2 separate regions of the Homo sapiens genome follow, and region 2 is linked to region 1. A link is a loop called in an ENCODE intact Hi-C map of the cell type or tissue named here. Cell type or tissue: endothelial cell of umbilical vein. All regions are shown on one strand.

Region 1 (8,000 bases):
AAAACAATGTTTTTATTATTTTTCTTCTTTTTTCTCACATTTTTGCTAATTTGGAGTCACTGAAAGCTAGGCTGTGCTTTTGTAAAGCCCTGTGAACTGAAGCTAGAAAAGTTAGACTTCAGAAGAAAGTAACAGCAACCTATTTACATACACAAGCCACTTTCATACCTGAAGCCTAATGATTTATGGACTTCAGAGTAATGTGGCCTATATTGATTTTCCAGGAATGTTCTTTTGGTTGTTGTTGTTTCCCTCCCTTCTTCCTCCTATTTTCTCTTCATAAGACATGAGATTTCATAACCTGCTAAAAATGACCTTTCCTAATAAATCAGGACCCACTTATCTATGAATTAACTGTCCTAGCAATTAGAGATCAGATGAAACCTGAGACAAGAGACTCATTCTCTTCTAAAATGCTTTCTCCAAAAAATTTTTAAAAAGTAAAGGGGGAAACTGTGAAAGGAAAATAAATCTTGGGGCCCCCAAATCACTAAGTTAAAGGGAAAAGTCAAGCTGGGAATTGCTCAGGACAAATCTGCCTCCCATTCTATTCAAAGTCACCCCTTTTATCACTAAGATAAATGCATATCTAGTTGCCTCCTTCTTTTATCACTAAGGTAAATGCATATCTAGTTGCCTCCTTCGGAGAGTCTAATCAGAAACTCAAAAGAATGCAACCATTTGTCTCTTATCTGACAAATCTTATCTATGACCTGAAAGCCTCCTCCCTACTTCAAGTTGTCCCATCTTTGCTTTAAGTTGTCCCGCCTTTCTGGACGGAACCAATGTTCATCTTATATATGTTGATTGATGTCTCTTCTCTCCCTAAAATGTGTAAAACCAAGCTGTGCTCTGATCACTTTAGGCACATTTCATGAGGACCTCCTGAGGCTGTGTCATGGGCACACATCCTCAACCTTGGCAAAATAAACTTTCTAACTTAACTGAGACCTCTCTCAGATATTTAGGGTTCACAGTAGTTGGAAAGGAAGTGACCAATTACCTTAAGACATAATAAGATAATGTCTATGAAGGAATGGAGAGAGAAGAGGAAAATCAAAAGAACTTGGGAAGCTCTAGACAAGGAAGAAGATGGTTTCAAAACCAGCTGTTTTACCAAATGTTAATAAATGATTCCAGCAAAGCTAGGTCTGCACAAAGACATTGGGGCATCCAGATTAGAATGCGAGTTTGAGATCTGACTTTTTTTTTTAATTGAAATTTGCATGAAAAGACAGGCAATATTGAAATAATCCTGGAAACCTAGAAAAGCCATCTCTGACTCAGAAGATGTTATTCATAGAAATAACTAACAAAGTAAAAAGTGTTTTAAGAACACAAAAGTCAAGAAAGTAGTATATCTGCATCCCTGTTTCTACAAAAAGTAAAATAAAATAAAATAAAAATTTGCTGGGTATGCTGGCACATACCTATAGTTCCAGCTACTCAGCAGGCTGAGGCCGGAGGATAGTTTGAGGCTAGAAGGTCTTGCCTTCAGTGAGCCATGATTGCTACTCGACTCTAACTGAGGTGAAAAAATAAGACCCTGTCTCAAAAAAATTTTTTATACATTCACATATATACAAATATCTATTATATATCTACATATCTAGTTCATAAATAAATATGTAGTGTATCTTATATAAGGTATATATGATTTATATAAAATATATAAAACAAATAACCTTCCAATTAAAAAAGATATAAAAATCTAATACAATAAAGTTGAAAAATATCTCAGAATATGACATGCAGTCAGGACTGAAATTTATTCCATATCAAATAGAGGAGTAGAAAAATATAGCTTCGATTTTTTTTTTATAACTTTTACAGAGCCATTTACTATTCTCTGAATATTCATAAGCTCGTCAACGTTTCCTATTCCCTTTATAGTTAGGCAGATTCTGTGTTTAGTTCTGGGGAATGGATTGTGAATGAAAGTGCATTATGTCATTTCCAACCAGAAATATTGAAGACTCATTATGCAACCCTCCAGCTCTTTCTTTCTCTATTGTGTCATTCAAGATGATCATGGGTTATATACCGTGAGGCTTGAGCTCCATCAGCTTAGATTTTTGATCAGTGGTTTGGAACATAAATCCCATCAATCTGTACTAGACATGAAGCATTAGCAAGATGTAGAGTGGTATTGCATTAAGCTACTGATATTTGTGGGCTAGTTGTAATGCAGTATAATTTAATTTTTCTGCAAAAGGCCAGATGATAAATATTTTAGATTTTTGTGGGCTCTACAGTCCCTTTTTCAACTGCTTAACTCTGCTTTTATAGCACAAATGCAGCTATACATAATATATGAACAAATGATTTGGGTTGTGTTTCAATAAAACTTTATTTACACAAATAGGCAGTGGGCCAGATATGACACTCAAGCTATAGTTTGCTGGCATCTGATCTAGATTATATAGATAATAAAATAACTAATTTTATCTTATTCATGAGCTCTTACTTGCTGGGTAGTAGAAATATGAGGTTTTAGTTCTTTCTGTTTAAATTGAGAAAATGCTCTGTGTTGTCAAGGGAAAAAAATATTTGTTATTATTTCCATCTACTCTCTCCATCTTTCTAAAATATTGTGTCTTGGTATATGAGAGTAGAGAGTCTAAATGTAGGTAGGCTAAATTAACTTGTGATGGTAGCTGACTGTGTCCTCTGGTACATCTTTGTTGCTGGGCAATGTGCTGGCACTTGATGCCAAAGTTGGTAATTTCTTACCTAGCTTTTTTCTGGATTGAACAGAACATTGGTATATTCATATATATACATTTGTACATATGAATTTAGTCCCTAAAAATATGGTGTTAAATAACATTTATGCACAGGAGCAGTTCCATAAAATAAATAATGTCCAGCCCAAAGTATCAGTAGTGTCCCTCATCAGAAATCTTCACCTAGGTGAAGCACGTTGAGCCGCCACTAACAATTTACATCACCCCACATGTTAAGCCTAGTCCTGTCTGAGACTTTCAAGATACGTGCTTTCCAAATGACCATATTAAAATATCTGAGGGAAATCACAGGGACCAAATATTACTACTAATATTATTTTGCTATAGTTCTACCACATATGATCTGAGGACGACATCAAAGGTACACTTATTAGATTTGGGGTACAAAGGATTTCTATACAAAGCTTCCCATATTTATGTAATATACATCCCTCTTTAGACCAAATCTAGTGAGGGAGATTTATTTTCTTCTTCCATCAAAATGTCTCTAGTTTCAGAATTAGTAAGTTTTCCTTTTGCTTCCTCAATGTCGTATTAACCTTTTTCATGATACCAATTTCGTGTCTAAACTTTAACAGCGGACAGGAAAACCTTCTGTATACGATGCTGTGCCCTCCAATACAGTGACCACTAGCCAGATGTGACTAAATTAGAAATACTTAAAATTAAAGTTTACACAACTGTAGATAGTCTTATTGAGCAGCTCTGCTGTAGATAGAACTCAAAAGAATTGTCTGCCATTGGCAGGGCCTGGAGGCTCAAGTCTGTAATCCCAGTACTTTGGGAGGCTGAGGTGGGCAGATCACTTGTGGTCAGGAGGTTTAGAGTAGTCTGGCCAACATAGCGCAATCCCTTCTCTACTAAAAATACAAAAATTAGCCAGGCGTGGTGGCACCCACCTATAATCCCAGCTCCCCCGGAGGCTGAAGTACGAGAATTACTTGAACCTGGGAGGGAGAGGCAGCAGCGAGCTGAGATCGCGCCATTGCACTCCAGTCTGAGCAAGAGAGTGAGACTCCGTCTCAAAAAATAAATAAATAAAATAAAAAATAAAAATTGTCTGTCATAGAGTATATAATGCCCTGATACAGAGACCCTCTACTGTCTCTGGCAATAAATCTCATGCCTTAATTTAAGAGAAGAATGGTTATGAAGATATAAGTCCTCCCAGATCCCTCCACTTTCTTTCTGTGTCCTGACAAAGAATCACAGTGTCATAACCACTCTGTGACCCAGCCAGCTGCAGGTTTTTTCAGCAGTCTTGAACATCTTCAAGCACTAACAAAGAAATCTAGGCTTAGTAGAGAGAAACTGGCCCCATCCCTGAGCCAAATTCCTTAAGCCCTCATGTAAACTCCATACTGTGACCCCCTTACTGTGGACATACCTAGGGAGAACATCCTTTTTCCCCCCGTCTGTCAGGAGCATTGCTGCAGCCACTCTCCACATAAGTGCTCTTAATAAATGCTTTGTTTGGACTGATCACCCTGGCATTTAGTGCTTCTTTCTTTGGAATCCCAACCTCCCCATCTCAGTTCTGTTTGGGACACTCCCTTGTGATAATTTCTCTGCCTCTGAGTTTCAGTTTTGTGCACTCCTGCTGCACAGTCTATGGGATGAAGCAATCGCGTGGGCAGCAGGATTCCAAGGAAATGGGCTGGGAAAATGAAACTGGCAGGGAGATCCAGCGATGGCCTCAGGAGTCTACGTGGGGCTCTGCTGCCCCCTTGCTTGTTGCTTGCAGACTGCCCCGGAGTGCTGAGATACCCCAAAAGCTCCAGAATCCAGCAGGCTTGTGTAGCCTGACAGAGGGTATAAAATTGCAAATGATCAGCAAGGAAGCCGGGTTCTTAGTGGTGGAGACAGACTGGCTCCTTTTGTGGGCAGCTACCCTGACAGCAGAGGCTCTGCTGGTGGCCAGTAATAAGGTGCACAAGTTAAAGGAGGAATTGCAACTAGGAAGTGGCATGCACTCCACAGCCCCTCCGTTGTTTATTTACAAGTCAGGAAAAATTGAAGGAAAATGGAAGGAAGAAAGAGGCTCTGCTGAGAGACATCCAAGGAGCCCACAGCCTCAGTCCTGGAGAGCTCTGGGTTGCTGCAGTGACAGCTTGGTCCCACCTGCTGGCGGTGAACAGAGGGGAAACAAGAAAAAGATAGAATATATTCACACTATCATTTTTCTGTGTGAGCTTTAATTATTATTTTTTAGTTTTAAATACTACAAAAACATAAATCCTTGCATTTTTAACTAACTGCAATGACTTTTTCAAAATACTTAGGCCAATGTTTAGCACACGGCTGGCAATAAGAAACTATTGATCCTCATGCTCCATTGTAGATCCTTTCTTCCTACTGAGTTTCTTTTTCAGGGTTCAGTCATGCTGTCACTCTTAAAGATAATCCTGGTGCCTGGATCTCTTTTGCCCTTCTGGCATTTCATTAAGGGAACACTGTCTTTCAGCAGGCCTCCTTCTCTATGCAATACTCACTTAAATAAAATATCTACCTGTTTCTCAACCTGGAGCTCCCTGATGCTGTCTGGCTGCCTCCAATTCTTATTCCTCTCTGCAAGAAACTTACCTAGTCTACTTCTTTCCTATGTAGTTGATCTCCACTCTTTGTTCTATGCCATCCCTGAACTATGCCATCCCACTGAAAATTTAGCTCTTGTTAGAATGTAAGCGAGAGGATATAAGGGTTATATTTTACTTAGATTATTTTGGTTCCCTGCAAAATTATATTTAATGATAATAATCCATATATTTATCAAGTAATTATAGGTTTATGAAATTATTTCCCTATTTAAATATTATTAAGATAAATGCATTTGCCTTTATCTTAATGCATTTATCTTATCCCACATTTAGTATTACAAAACCGTGAAGCTTAAAAGAATTTCATTGCTGAAAAGACATATTATTTCTTAAATATTTGATAAGGCCAATTTTTATTTTTCAGAAATGACATTTCTGGGCAGCTGCCTTTGTTTGCATTACTATAAAGAAATATCCAAGGTTGGGTAATTTATAAAGAAAATACGTTTATTTGGCTAAGGGTTCTGCAGGCTTTTCAAGAATCACAGCACCAGCGTCTGCTTCTGGTGAGGGCTTCAGGAAGCATCCACTCATGGCAGAAGGGGAACGGGAGCAGCTATCACACGGCAAGAGAGGAGGGAGGAGAAAGAGGCAAGAGGTGCCAGGTTTTTTAAACAACCAGTTCCATCGTGAACTAATAGAGTAAGAACTCACTCCTTATCATGAGGATGACACCAAGCCATTCATTAGGGCTCTCCCTCCATGGCCAAAATACCTCCCTTTAGGCTCCACCTCCAAGATTGAGGACCAAATTTCTTTTTCTTTTTTTCTTTACAACATTCCAAATGTATTAACTTAAATAACTGACTATATATCTGAAAGAAAACACATCAGAAAGTTAACAGTGATCACCTGTGAGTGCTGTGATTGTAGCCTACTTTTAATTAAAAAAATTCTTTTGTTTTGCAAACTTTCTACAATGAGCATTATCAATTTTACATTTAGGAAAATCTTTAATTTCTTTTTTTGTTTGTTTGTTTGAGACAGAGTCTTCTTCTGTCACCCAGGCTGGAATGCAATGGTGAAATCAGAGATCACTGCAGCCTTGACCTCCAGGGGCTCAAGTGATCCTCTCAGCTCAGCCTCCAGAGTAGCTGGGACTACAGGCTTGTGCCACCATGCCTGGCTAATTTTTTGTATTTTTTTTTTTTTGTGGAGTCAGAGTCTCACTTTGTTGCCCAGGCTAGGGGGACCAAATTTCAACATGAGATTTGGAGGGGAAAAATATCCAAACTATATCAGCAGTATGTTGTCTTATGAAGTAATGCTATTTATGATAAGTTACAATACATTCTCATTTAGCTATATTCAATGCAGTTTCTTGAAGGTTAACTTCCAAAAGAAGTGTCTCATCATTTAAAAAAGAAACTGCTAAAGTGCATAAAATGTTCATGGCAATTTCTGTATGAAGTCCATAGAATATTATGATCTTTACTTAAACATGTGTTGCTTAGCTACACAATTTTCAGTTTTGCTATCCATTTATAAAAAATATAATTTTGATTTTTAAAATTGGTTATGTTTGCATTTTACATATTTATTAACCTACTCATGTTCACCAAATTGCTTATCTGACAAGAAAAAGATTCAAATCAACTCCTAAGTCAGTAATTTCAGATTAATTAAGGTGGCAAAATTAGAATACAGAAGTACAAGTGTAAACAAAGAATTCATCTTAAACGTAAGGTATGTCGATTTGCATTTAGAATGGAAGACATGTTGATAATAATGCTTGCAACACAGTCTAAAAGGAATAATGAAATCTGGTGAACTAAACTAGGAGGGAAAACATGTCTGTTGATTGAAAAAGAAAACCTAAATATGAGAAAATAAAAATAGATAATCTGTATTTAAATTTGATTAAAAACACTTTTTTTCATATTTGTAGTTTTTCAAGAATAGGGTGAACATTTCAGAATAAAAATATCATACATTTCATGATGGCTTTAAGAATGCGTTTGAAATATTTGTGAAAGGTTTGATTCAGTTCAATTCTAAGACTATCTTAGCAATGGACAACTGATACATTTAAGAAGCTTGCTAGACTAATCTGTTATTAGAGATTGGTCTAGATGCTGTCTGAATTACAAATAGTAATGAAAACAATTGAAAGTCAGAAGACTATTCAGAAAACCAGTTCAGCAATCCAGGCATAGAATAATGAGTTAATAGGCAAGAAAGTGGCAGTGGGAATTGGAAAAAATTGATTGAGAAATATCCTGAAAAACAGCAAACTAAATGTCCTGATTGCTTACTTGGAGAAAAGAGAAGGAAAAAAGTCAACTTTATTTAGCAATGTCTAACTTGAGGATTTATAATGGTAGATAAACAGGGAAGTAAGATGAAACCATTTGTTTTGAGGCAAAGACATTTATTTGACTTAATACAGGGAGAATTTGAAATTACATATGGTCATTAACAAGAAAATGTCAAATAAGTAGAATGTGAAGATGAAACTCCAAGGAAACATTAGGGCAAGAATCAAACATTTTACAGCTACAATGTTAGTGTGATATTTAGCACTGTGAATGTAGATGGACTCTTTAAGGAAAAGAGCTAGAATTTCAATTAACAGAGGGATTAATGATAAGATTGTTTATGCCTCCATGTAAAAAAAATGGGAGCATAAGGTGCCAGAAAGTTTTGGGTTGAGTTA
Region 2 (8,000 bases), 1.2 Mb after region 1:
AGACTGTAGTTAATCCTCTAGGATGTTTTCAGAACCTGCTAACAATTACAACTCAAATAACATTTACATTTTCACCTCTGTTAAATAAGTTATCTGTTGCTCTCAAGAGAAGAAAGCATTCCTTCTTCTGGAAAGAAAAAAAGAGTTAGTGATGCAATATAAATTTTGCAGTTTACCTAAATTTTAATATTTGACCTGTGGCAGAGACTATTAGGTGTTCTCCAGTATCCATCTTCGTCTTCCTTATTGATGCAGTGATGGAAACCCTGCATATTAGTTGGTCACACGAAAGCACAAAATAAAGACCATCTTGAAGCTAAGTGTGGCCCTATGACTAAGTCCTGGCCAGTGGAATATAGGTGGAAGCAATTGGTGAAACCACTAGGAAGTCACCTTAAAGAGGGAGCATGGGCCAGATGCGGTGGCTCATGCCTATAATCCCAGCACTTTGAGAGGCCAAAGCAGGAGGATCACCTGAGGTCAGGAGTTCAAGACCAGCTTGACCAACATGGTGAAACCCCATCTCTACTAAAAATACAAAAATTACCTGGGTGTAGTGGCACATGCCTGTAATCCTAGCTACTCGGGAGGCTGAGGCAGGAGAACCACTTGAAACCAGAAGGCAGAGGTTGCAGTGAGCCGAGATCGCGCCACTGCACTCCAGCCTGGGTGGCAGAGTGAAACACTGTCTCAAAAAAATAAAAATAAAAGAAGTGAGGTAGCATGTCTTTTTACTTCTCTTTTCTTCTTCCTGCTGCCTGAAATGAGGATACAAAATCCGGCCCTGCCATCTCTGACAAAGACACAGTCACTGCATGTTGAGGATGGCAGATCAGTCAGGAGAGATGAACCTGGATTCCCAGGGATGCTGGCACTGGGGCACAAGCCAAGGACTGCATTTCCATTTCTTTCTCGTTAAACCCACTAAACTTTAGTGTTTTTGTCACTTTCAGTGGAACCTAATTCTAACTAATATCTTGCCACTTAAATAGAAAGTCAGAAATGGATTAGCAAACTATTACAGAAAATATTTATATATTTAAAAGCAATCGTTTGAAACTGATATTTTGTGATTAAACAATATACTTTCTCATTCTTGTTTGCTCTTTCCTTGAGCTGTAAGATGGAAAGAAAAGGCAAAATATACAGCTCTTGTGGAGGGAAATGTGAGAGTTTGAAATCATTTAATGTATGAAAAAGTAGTTGCTAGGTGACTGTTGTCTGAAAGCTTGCTGAGGTGTGTTGGCACCTAAAGAAAAATGCAAGTAGGAGTAATGTTTTGTACGTTTACCCCTTAATGAAGATGCTGCATGATTTTTAAATGGTGAAAACTAAGTAAACAAGCAAAGGAAAAAAACACATTTTTTCACACAAGCGAAAGGAACTTTTATTTTCAAGCAACCACATCCTCCAGAGGGAGCAGCGGCAATTGGCTCATGTGCACAGGATGCGCAGGCTTCTCATGGTCCCCCTGTTGCGGGCATGCAGCACTGTCTCTGAGGTTCCAGAAGCAGCTGCCACGAAACTCAATTTTAGCTGGTAACACCTGCCAGAGGCTGAGTCTCTTTGGAAGAGGGGCTTAGGTGCTGAGGGTCCTTTTGACAAGGGGAAGCCCAGGCTGATTCTGGTGACAATCTTGTGTCACATATAGTGAATGTGCTGATGGGGAAGCTGAGGGGAAGACAGACACAGAAGTTCTTCATGACAGCAGAGAGAGAGAACGCGGTCAGACCAGAAATAGGTCAAGAGCACACTAAGCACTGCTCTCACTCAGATCAACCACTGCTTCCCTGGCCAAGAGAGCCTGATGACGGCAGGAAAAAAATCACTCCTCCCCACTCATCCCCTTCTACCAGACCTTCCCAGTGGTTCTTACCAGCTCTGACTTTTAAACTTCTCTGTCAAAATGCGGCTAAAATCTCCAACTGAATACAAAGGGAGGTATTTGTTATCATTAATAATTTAGAGAACTGGGAATAAAGTTGGTCCTATTAGATATGAAAAGAAGCGGTGGAGAAGGTCAAAAGCCAAGGCTTAGTGAAGCGAAAAATTCTAGTGGAAATATTAGAACTGGAGAGGCAGATCTGACCTATGAGTACAGCTTCCAACGCATCCTCTCCTTGGCTTTTTTATTAATTTCAATTATTCGATTGCCAGTTTTGACCTGTGGAAGTTCGGATGACACCCACACCCCAACAAAAATATATCTAATGATGAAACCTTGTACTTTGAATCTACCCACATCATTTAACTGCAGCCTCAAACTTTACCCTGACCCCTATAGGTGAAAAGCAATACGTTATCATGCCATCCCTTTATGGTTTGAAACGTACACACAATCAAAGCAAGGAGACATTGCTCATTGGGTGAATGCGGGTCTTTTCCTGGGTTTATAATGTTTCAGGCTGCGATGTGGGAGGAGAACAAAGTGCAGGCGCCAAGCGGCCTCTCCAGCAAAGCTACTGTTGTCTCCCACCAGGCAACAGTATTTGCAGGATTGTAATTATTATTATTTCCTTTTATAAAAGACCAGTTCAAAAATCCCGAATAATAATTTACCTCCCAAGAATTTGCTCATTATTTAGTTATTCCATCCCTTCTGCTCTTTCAAAACCTTATTTTTGCAGCTAGGCATGCAATAATCTCCCAGAGTTTCTGGAGCAGGTCTTTTTCTATTCATGTGATTGCAAACAGAAACTCCTTATTCAAGAAGGAAAAGGTTATTAAACCGAGTGAAGGCCTTTTTATATTAAAATAGATATAAAAAGATAGGAAAGAACTGTGACTGCGATCTCAACGGTGAGGCATGCTGCAAGAGGCGTGAGCCGTGCACAGCCCTGACTCGACCTGTCCAGACGGGCACCCTGCCAGCAGCAGTAAATTTAAAAGTCAGTTTGTTAATAACTTCATTTGCAATGCATTTGGTTACTTTTTAATATCTGCTTATTGTTTCCTGGGTGTCCAGGCATGTTTTCTAAATGAAATTCAAGTGAGTTATTAAAACCTTGAGCTGTTATGTTCTGAGACATTCATCTGGTGAACTATCTAAATTTTCAAAGTGCATCTGAGGTCAAAACATGAAGTAGCTCCAAACTTATGCATCCTTATTTTACTGACCCTGAAGCTTAGGTTCACTTAGCATTGTTTGGAGGTTGGAATGGAGGCTGATTGTTTGTAGAAGAAAGTCTTATCGTTTTTGTCCTTCGGTCTATCACCTTTCTGAGGAAGTTACTCACTCCTCCCTGTCTCATGCCACTCTCTGGACAATTCTCTTTTGTAAAGCGTATTCAACCACAGTGCAGTCCAGAGATCTTAGCCATTCTCTCCATCACCCCTGTCCTGATGCATAAATTGGCCCAAAAGCATCCCAATTGCCCTCATGACTTCAAGACATAAAAATTACCAGCCGGCACTCTGAGCACCCCATGGGCATTACTAGGAAATAAAGCAGAAAAGTCGTATTAAGCCATCTTATTGGGAGTTATCAAGAAACAAATGAACTAATTATTATTTCTTTTCTTTTCCCAGTGATTTGCAATTCCTGGATGACACCTGAATTTTACCAAAAGGTTTCAAGGCAACCCTTTAGAAAGTGACCTTTTGCTTTCCCCATTTCCTTTGCCCTAAGTGTTAATTGACTTTGAAAAAGCAGTATATTATCTTTTCAGAAAAAAGAAAAGGATAGACCTTATTTGTGAACACCAACATCCTACAGCATCAAAGCGTTGTTTAAATCATCGCACAGCAGAGCTGAGAACAACTATCCAGGAGAGTGAGATTTAAAAAAAAAGAAAAGAAAAGAAGTCTTAGAATGAAAGAGTGCTGCTGCCATCTAGTGGCATGGGTGATCGTAGGCAGCTATCAACAACATCAACATACAGGAAAATAATGTTATCATCCAGCTTTGAGGGGAAATTTTCTAATTCATTTTGTGTGCAGAGGTCACCTTTACTCATTCTTTGTCCTAGCAAAGGCATGGACTTTGTAAAGACAGCTATATGTGGGATTTCGTGAAAAAAAGTTCTCTCCTAGTAAAATGCTTCCCTGAGTTACTGACAGGTACATAAGAGTTAGTGTGAGTACCTGCATAATTGTGTAAAGTGGCTTTGCTTTGACACTTACAAGATCACATGCAGACTTTCCTTTAATATGTAGATCCAGAACCACTGTACCTATATTCTTCTATCCCTCTACAGCATTGCTTCCTTACAGCATAATTTGTCTTACGGCATAAAAAACATTTCTTTTTCTTTTAAATTTTCGCCATTCACCTAAATGAAATTGTGAAGATGTGTAACATACATTAAATTAAAAGAGCCTAGCAATTACGGAAAATAAGAATTATAGTTTTTTAAAAAACAAATTAGGAGCCATTATTAGGCGTATAGAGCTTATACAGCATTGGAGGCTAAAAAAAAAACAAGGGTGTTAATGTTCCCATTAATATTCAGGCCAGGTACATCAAGAAGACAGAAGTTATTATGGTATCTGATCAATTGCATGGAACATACAATTTCTTAATTTAGAATATAAATGTAATTTATAAATAAAATGTAGTCCATATGGAACAGAGCTACATCTTCTAAAAGCATTGTCCCTCTTGGAAGAGAGTACTTTCGTTCAGTCTGTTCTCAGTAGTCTTGGGGAAAGGAGTTTCTGTGAATTGTAATAGCAATCCTACATTCAATATTATTATTTAGTGGTTAACTAAAATGCAATTTGTGACTCTGAGCCAAAAAGAGCAACCTTTTTTCCCACTGTGCCCTTGAACTTCTGATTTTTAAAGACTCCAATTTTACTTAAGTTTTACTAACACTATTTCAGCAAAGAACGTTTTGTCTGTCATGCGAGCCTTAACAGTGTTGTAACTTAAACTAGGATATTTCCCTTCATCAACTAAAGAAGAAAAATGGTACCAACCAGGCATTAGTCATCTAGAATGATTGCTTATTTAGAATTCAGGAGCTATTAACTGGCTTTGTAATACCAAAAGCAATATTTCATTTCTATAGTCCTCTATTTTCTCATTTAAAAAAAAGCAAGAAATGACCCTTGTGATAGCTTTTTATTCTAAGAGCCCAGGGTCTTAGTTATATTACCATATAGTCATATAGTTAAAAATTACATACAATGTAAGATAAAATGATACATAAATATTAATAAATAAATAAATGAATGAAGCAGATCAAGAGCTTTACCCAAGATGATCTTATGATTAGAAAATAAATTATAATTAAATTACTTCGGTAATATTATGAAATATCTAAAACTAAAACAGTATGATGTTGATATGGGTAAAACTTCTCATAACAAATTTTTTATACCAAATATAAAATAACCTATTTTTGATTCTTCAGTTTTATGATTAGTCTAGATATATATTTTCTGTTATTCACCCTTCTTGGGTGAGTTCATTAGGCTTTTGCAATTTGAGGACTGGTATCTTTTAACAATTCTGGGAAATGTATAACCATTATTTCTTGAACTATTTTAACTTTCTTATTCTCTGTCCCCTCTCCTTCCAGAACTCTGATTTGAGTTTTCATGCTGTGCTTTCTTACTTTGTATCCTGTGCTCTTAACCTCTCTTTTATATTTTCCATCCCTGTTTCTTGATACTTTATTCTGGACAATTTCTTCAGCTGTCTTTCAATTCACTAATTTTCTCTTATACTGTTTCCAATCTTCTATTAAACCCATTTATTGAGCTTTTAATTTTTAAAACAATGTATTTCCCATTTCTAAAAATTCTATTTTTTCATGTCTGCTTGTTTCTTACTTTCTTCTTATTCAGTTTTAGATAATATATTTTATTTTCATAAACATACAAAGTATACTTTTTTCTGTTCTTTGTCTAATACTATCAATATCTAAATATGTCAATACTACTATCTGTTTCTGAATACTCTCGCTTTCTTATTCTGTTTCTTTTTGTGTTTTGGGATTTGGGCTGTTCACTCATATTTCTTCAGAGAGTCATAGGAATGACTTGGAAACTGGGTTGAAGATGTATTCCTCCATTTGTTTCTTCCACTTTCCTAAACACACCAATCTCACAGCACCTCAAACCTACCTGAGGACTGTCCTGTGGTTACACATTCTACAGAGATATCCTTTTTCCTTCAACTGATATCAGACTTTGACATAAGTGATTTTCCTTGCTGTGATGGGGCAGCAAGGCAGGGAGCATTCTTTCCAGTTTTTATTTATTCTTTATCCTGAAGGGACAGGGCTTTGGAGTTCCAATTTTGCATGAAGCCTCCTGTTATAATTCTCATATTTAATAGGCCCTAAGCTTTTTCTCACACCTCCTATGCTCTGTGGGACACAAAAAAGCAAAAAAATCAAGCCACCCGGATTTGGCAAACATTCTAACAGCTGGCCTCATCGCTCCACTTTTCTGACTGGGTGCTCACTTTCACATAGCTTCTGGCCTCTGAGAAGTTCTTAACTCCTTGCCAGAACACCCGTGATCTAATGATGAGGGAGACTTTCAGTTTTATCCAGAGGTCTGTCAAATAATCTAGATTTCCTTCCTGTTAAAAACAGAAGTCCATTTCTATTGAATCTGAATCTAAATCTAAACATGTGTTGTGTGTTCCCTAAGACTTGAGGTACTGAACACTCGGCTTGTCATCTGTTGCTTAATGATTTGACTGATCTTCCTAAAGTAAATTTAGTAATTCCATTCTCACCCTTTCAATACCAGCTTCTGGCATCAGGTTAAAATCCAGTCACCCTAACCCATCTTACAATATGCTTAGGCATGCAGATCTCTCTACACGCGTCTCTACCATCAGAACCATCGCTTTCACCACCATCATTCAGTCCTACTGTGTTGCATTCAGTATCTTTGCTCCCTGTGCTCTCTTGAATCTTCTTACATGTTCTTTGCTAGAGCACACTTCTAGCCATTGGTCAAATTTCAGCTAATCTGTCACCTCCTGCAGAAAGCCTTCTGTGAGCTCCAGATCCAGGTTCAGTGGTGCTGAGTGGTGCCCTTCCTTAGTATCCCATGGAGCCTTACATCTATTTCCTCTATCACAGCTTTTATCACTCTGTTTTATCACTGCCTATTAAGATTTCAGTATCCCCATTACAATAAATATAGACTTTATAAAAGCAGGCATATTTGTTCTGTTCAATTATATACTTGGCACTGACCACAATCCCTCACACATAATAAACACTCAATAAATATTTTCATACCAAAAATGAAGTATCTTTCATCCTTTTCTTAATTGTAAACAAAAGTTTCATTGTGCCTGTATATTTCTATAGAATTGTGTCTTAAATTATTGAGTAATACAGAGATATGGGTATTTGTATTCATTTGAAAGATATTGTTATTTCAGAGCCTTATTTTTATCCTCAAAAAGCAATCTCTCAAAATGTTAACTCAAATCTGAAACTCAGTTAATGCTGTTGCCAAGAGGACAGCAAGTCATAAAAGCTTTGGGGACCCTATTCCTATTGTCTATGAAGAATGATTTAATTTCTTCATTACAATTCCTGCTGTGTTGAAAGAAAACAAGGTAAAAGACTCATCAGAAGGTCTTCCTGACTGAAATCTGGGGAGATTGTGGCAATTTGACATTCATTAAAGCAACAGCTAAAATGATTAGAGACAGCTAGACCCTAACCTGGCGCATGTCTGCCTAAAGAGAGGAAAGGCAGTGTGATATGTCTATGAGGTGCATAAATATTACCTTGCTTCCTTCTTTGCTCTCCTCTGATTCTGCAGTTACTTCTTTCACTTTTGTGTTTCTAATTCATCACCTTCAGGATTCATGTGAGGCCCTTTTTTCCATCAAAATTAACCTTAGAATTTGACTTAGCCAATAGTGTACCCATACTACAAGTTAAATTATTTCAGGCTGAAATTGCCACTGTGGTTTTTCTAAATACCAAAGTAATTAGTCATCCAACCATTTGCCTTGATGAAAATAGAGCAAAGTGGCAGGTTATAAACATGATGTAACTCAGCACAGTGGACATAGC

Evidence for each region. A loop is a pair of places that touch in the nucleus more often than their neighbours do. Peaks named below come from ENCODE experiments on the same cell type or tissue, not always from the same donor. Only the 100,000 strongest peaks of a DNase experiment are listed, where the experiment ranks them.
Region 2: it touches region 1 in a loop (6-fold over the local background); 2 of 110 quality-filtered maps call a loop at or near these places.

What each region holds. Positions count from the first base shown.
Region 1 is chr4:130,560,190-130,568,189 of GRCh38, reverse strand. No RefSeq gene overlaps it. Among named protein-coding and RNA genes, the nearest start is that of LINC02479, 190 kb to the right of the region's middle. RefSeq lists an enhancer at 4,302-4,596. In endothelial cell of umbilical vein, a CTCF peak has its summit at 4,454; a DNase peak (open chromatin) is centred at 4,439; H3K4me3 peaks cover 680 bases.
Region 2 is chr4:129,358,714-129,366,713 of GRCh38, reverse strand. LOC105377417 (a long non-coding RNA gene) reads left to right here. Exons shown (of 3, transcript XR_939191.3): 3 at 3,529-3,823. Among named protein-coding and RNA genes, the nearest start is that of C4orf33, 270 kb to the right of the region's middle. In endothelial cell of umbilical vein, a CTCF peak has its summit at 3,838 (motif pointing left); DNase peaks (open chromatin) are centred at 3,813 and 7,933; H3K27ac peaks cover 250 bases.